Regions from separate parts of the Homo sapiens genome. Here region 2 is linked to region 1. Evidence: chromatin loops called from intact Hi-C (ENCODE). Cell type or tissue: PC-9. All regions are shown on one strand.

Evidence for each region. Hi-C counts contacts between places; a loop is a spot of excess contacts. Peaks named below come from ENCODE experiments on the same cell type or tissue, not always from the same donor. Only the 100,000 strongest peaks of a DNase experiment are listed, where the experiment ranks them.
Region 2: a loop joins it to region 1, with 7 times the contacts of the local background. A loop is called at or near these places in 4 of 110 quality-filtered maps.

What each region holds. Positions count from the first base shown.
Region 1 is chr4:10,031,307-10,033,806 of GRCh38, forward strand. It overlaps a transcript of SLC2A9 not described here. Among named protein-coding and RNA genes, the nearest start is that of SLC2A9, 11 kb to the left of the region's middle. In PC-9, no CTCF peak of the experiment used is centred here; DNase peaks (open chromatin) are centred at 1,525 and 1,935; H3K27ac peaks cover 1,557 bases.
Region 2 is chr4:10,095,255-10,097,754 of GRCh38, forward strand. It overlaps WDR1 (WD repeat domain 1), which reads right to left. Exons shown (of 15, transcript NM_017491.5): 5 at 2,457-2,500. Among named protein-coding and RNA genes, the nearest start is that of MIR3138, 18 kb to the left of the region's middle. RefSeq lists enhancers at 374-1,573, 978-1,467. In PC-9, no CTCF peak of the experiment used is centred here; DNase peaks (open chromatin) are centred at 1,107 and 1,457; H3K27ac peaks cover 2,500 bases.

The DNA of each region.
Region 1 (2,500 bases):
TCAATTGTTTGCATGGCCAACAGGCTGGCCCATGACCTTTCATTCCCAGCAAAGCCTAATTGCATGAAAGTGCCACACAGTTTGAAAACAGGCTGCATTATTTACGGATCCAATCGAATTAGCTTGCAATTCCCAGACCAGCTTTAGATCAATGAGATGCATTGTGTGTTCTCCCACGTGGGTAAGGAGGCCTCTCTGCTCCTGGGCAGCCCAAGACAGCTCTGTAGTCAGAAGATGAGTCTTTGACGGCTTCCAAAGCATCGTCTTAATGGGCACAGTAGGATGCTAGAGGGGATCCCCCAAATCTATTTCATTTTTAAACAAAAAAGAGTGAATGTTTCTGCTTATGAAATTCTGGAAAGTTAGTCCTAGCCAGGAAGGGGCCGGAGGACTCCGTTGCAGAACTCCTGCCTTGTGGAAATCAGGAAACCGAGACTGAGTGAAGCAGCCAGTTAGCGGAGCTGGAGAAGGATGTCCCATGTCCTGAGACTGACCCCATTCTTGATCCCAAGCACTGTAAATACTGTGCTGATTAAGATTTAGCCACTGTCCCCTGGGAATGCACTGGGAATGAGGGTCACCAAGAGGTCACAGGCATAAAAAGAACCTTCCTGCATATTGTTATCTGTGCTCTGACAGAGGCAAAACAGGGCGCTGGAAAGGAGGCAGCGTGTTTGTTTTAGCTTCACTCATTCATGCGTTCACTTATTCATCCGATGGTGTATATTGAGCACCTACCTTGTGTCAGGCCCACCCTATTCTAGGCATTATGGACCCAGAGCCAACAAGGTGGGAAAAGTCCCATCTCCAGCTCCTCACACCAAGTGGGGCATCAGACTAATTAACCAACACACTTAAATTGACGTTCAGGTACCATTATAGCAAACTCTAGAAAGCAGTGTAAGGTGATGAGAGAGGCAATATCAGGAAATTCTGATGTGATGGGAGGAGTGGGAATTAACTGAACATCTGTAGATGTGGGGTTGTGGGTTGGGTGGGGGTCCAGGCAGAAGGAGCAGCAAGGGCCAGGGCTGGAAAGAGCTTGTGTGTGAGGGTTTCAGGGACTGGTGTGGTGGGGTTGTCAAGGCCTGTCTTGTGACGTGGTTAGGGATGTGGGACTGCAGCCTAAGAGCCATGGGAAATCTAGATGGTTTCTATATTTGGGCAAGGGGGTTGGAGGATGATCAGGGGAGCTCTTTACAAAGAGCTGCTGGCTGCTGGGCTGTCAGGGTTGGGGAGAATGGGGGGATGGTGACAAGGTGGAAGCAGAGACCAAATTTGGCCCACATAAAAGATGATGCTCATACCAAGTCAAGTCTACTAATAGTAAACTAATCCAAGGATCACAGGAGACAAGCCCTGCCAAGTCCTCCATGCACACAGTCCCTGGCCATGGTCAACAGGAGACCTGTGTAGCTACTGTCATTACCCAGCCCGTGCAGCTCTCACACCCTGCTGGACAGGTGACGTTTATCCTCTTTCAAAACTCTCCAGGAAGTATCTTGTGGGAAGGTAGTGAAATTTGGCTTCAATGGCATAGTGAGGTTGCAGTTCTGATGACCTAACCGTGACCATGGGCAAGTTATGTAACCAAGCTGAGTCACCAATTCTTTGTTCATAAAGAAAAATTTGAGTCTCTCTTTGCAGGTCGAGTGCTGCAATTAAAAAGATGCATGTAAAGCCGGGCACTGCCGAGCTGTTCACTAAACCTTAGTCCTCCCCAAAACCCCACCTATGTGCAGACTCCTCCCTCATCCCTTTCACGTGCTGAGGAGTCTCTGAGGGTCTAACTCAGTTTCCTCCTTTTGTCCAGGGCTCCATGAAAATCAAATTTCTGCTCTTAATGGCTTATTATCACTTGCTCGAGTGTGTTATGTGGGATTGTGTTACAGGAAAGAGCTAAGGTTGTTTGTCTTGCAACAGATGGGATAAGTAAGTTAGAGCTTCGGTATGTCACCCCCACTGTCTATCAGCCCGGCTGCTTCCCACCTTCCTGTCTCCATTGGAGGCTCATCTATCTACTCCCAGGCGGCTTCCTTCTGACTCAGATGGCTTCCCGGCAGCCGAAGCATGATTCTAGAACACCCTCTTCCCCCCGGCTCTGCTTCTGTGAACACACTCAACCCTCAAAACTTAGCCTCAGTCTTGCCTTTTCCAAGAAATCTTCAGTATCTACCCAGAAATCATCTGGATGAGGAACAGTGTTTTATAAACACTGGACTAAGATATCCCAGCCTGGCTTCCTCTGAGCATCTGGCCCGCTTAAAATATGTATGTGGGACAAGCAGCTGTGTGGCTGAAGCCTTGGTCCATGTCTAAGGGGCAGACTTCCGTGTTAGTTACCCCAATACGCCCACTCTCTGCTTCAGTGAGCAAGCTCTCTGCACTCGCCTGCTTACCCACTCACTCAGCAACACCTGCAGCTGCCTGGCCGACCTGGGTGGGGCTGGGGACGCTGAGGTGGGAAACGGGTGTCGCTGTGCTCGTGGGTTGTCATCCC
Region 2 (2,500 bases), 64 kb after region 1:
ACCACTGCTATGTGGATTTCACAGCAAGTGGAACTTAATTCCCTCTAAAATAAAAAATGCCCACATATGGTTTTAAAATCTTTTACTATAACAGGCTCAATTAATTCCTGAGAACTTCCACATCCCAGGCTTTCCGACCACATCAGAAGAGCCCACATACGGGAGGAAGCCCAGCGATGCTCAGCCCACCATGTCCTCAAAGCTGACTGTGGCTGGGCCTCATGTTAGCACTCACACCTCCTCTCACTTCCCCCAGCCTGCACGCGCTCCCTTTGTCTTGGGGTTGGTCATGGAGAGCACGACCGCAGCTTTCCTCTGGGGTCCGGAGGGCTTAAGTGCAGATACACACCAAAGTGTATCTGCAACTCAGAAGGTATTTGGGGGCAGGTGTGGGGTCCCTGAGCACCCTTCCTGTCCTTCCTATGCGTGGGCAGTTGAGTCCGCACATGTCTCCTGAGCATGTGGATGGTCACTGCTGCCTCTCACACCCTCCCTGTGGCTGAGGGTGCAGCACGCAAGGGTCACTGTCACCCTGTTTCCGGGAGGGCCCAGAGGCATGACTCACCCGAGGGGGGCACAGCCACCTAGCTCTGTGCCAGGCCACAGCCCTTTCTATTTCTCCCAGGTCCTCAGGCAGGGCCCATGGTTGTGGGTTCCACAAAAGACTTCAAGACACATGGTGGTACCCACCCTGGAGCTGGGCTAGCTGGGCAGACATTTGTACCCAACACTCCTGGGCCAGGGCAGTGGGGTGAAGTCCTTTCTGAAGTTAGAAAGGACAACTAAAGAGAAAGAATGTTCTGGACAAGTCCCCAAGCAAGCACACAGGGGCACAGCAGCCTGGTGAAGAAGACAGGCTCCAGCCCACCCCTGGAACAAACTGGTGCCCCTGACCCTGCTGAGCACCCTGTGCTGGGTTTAATGCACAGCTGCAGAGTGGAAATGATCCCTCCCAGGGCAGGCCAAGGAGCCCCCACCCACAGCCGGCTTCTAGCTACCACAGAAGTCTCTGAGCTGCTTCCTCCTGCCCTGGGCTGAGATGGGGTGTGCAGCTGACTCAGCATTACTCACCCTGCTCTGCAGTGCCTCCACCCTAGCGAAGAAACATGGCCTGAAGCCACAGCCTTCAATACAGCTCCCAAAATAGCCAGGTCTCCACTACCTACCCATTAGGTGGTAGCCACAAGAGCAGAGTCTGAGAGCTGCCGCGTGTTCAGCTGCATACAGGGAGCCTCCCTATGCTTTCACCTGCCCAGCCAGGCCCAGCTCAGCCTGCGGTTCCGTGACAAAATGAAGCCTGTTTCACTACGAACGGGGCATCCTTGGAAAGCCCCCTCCTGTACCCTAAGCCAAGAACAGTCTCTGGAAATTCTGCTCACTTTGTGGGTCCCGTCCTCGCCCTTTCCAGCTGCACTGCGCAGGCTATTTATGATTCATGGCATGATGTCACTAAAATGGACAGTGCTCCTCACTGAGCCACTTTAAGGACATGATCTCATTAATCCTCCATGAGGCAGACAGTGAAACCACTGACGGTTCCAAGAGGAGTCCCGAGAACTTGGTCCAATCTGCAAACACAACCTCCTCCAAGGACATCAACAGTCCCTAAAATGTGCATTTCCGGGTCCATTGTTCTTGTCCATCCTCAGCGCAAGCACAAGCGGGATGGGGAAAGCCAGGGCAGAGCCGTGGGGTTGTGCTGAGACTGGCTGCTGGGCTCCTCCCCTCACTCCTACAAAGCTGGGGCAGGAAAATGGGCATCACAGATGCTCCAGACCTGCCAGGTGGCTCTCCTACTTCAAATTCATAGTCAAAACCCTCAGATGCTGCTGGCCCCGGCACACCCCCGTCTTGCAGAAGGGAGAAGTGAGGAGGCTTGGCAAGGCCTGGGTGCCTAAGGCGGGGCGCATGCACGGCATGGGCCTCTGAGATGCTGCCAGCTACACCCAAAGCCTGCCGCATTTCTGGCACATTTCTTCCACAAAGTATCTTTCAGTCTTCTAACCGTTTGTCACTTTGCAGGCGCATCACTGCCCTCACTGTCTCTAGGAGAGACCAATCTGGATGTCCCGCAAGCTCCCTTCCTCTGCCACTTTGGTGGCTCAGCTAACAGCAGGCCCTGCAGGCTCCCCTCTCTAATGAGCACCTCCAGCCCCAGATGCTTGCCTGGTTACACGGTCAGGGACATTCCTGCCCCAATCCCCGACAGGCACACATCATCCTAGGGCAGGGCCCTTCCTTGTGGGAACCATCCATGCCCAGCTGAGGGCCTGGGGAGGACGAGTGCTGGGTGGGGGAGCCCTCCCTCTCTCTGCACACCCCTGGGAGCCCACTTCTGTGTATCATGGCATACGTGGCATGTGCTGTGGTCTCTGCCATCAGCATCTAAACAGGCTCAGCCTCTGCTAGCCTCATGTACAAACCACAAATTTCACCCAAAAAGTAAGTTCACTTACGCCAATTGTGAACTTGAACTTGAATGGGGGTCCCTCAAAGAATG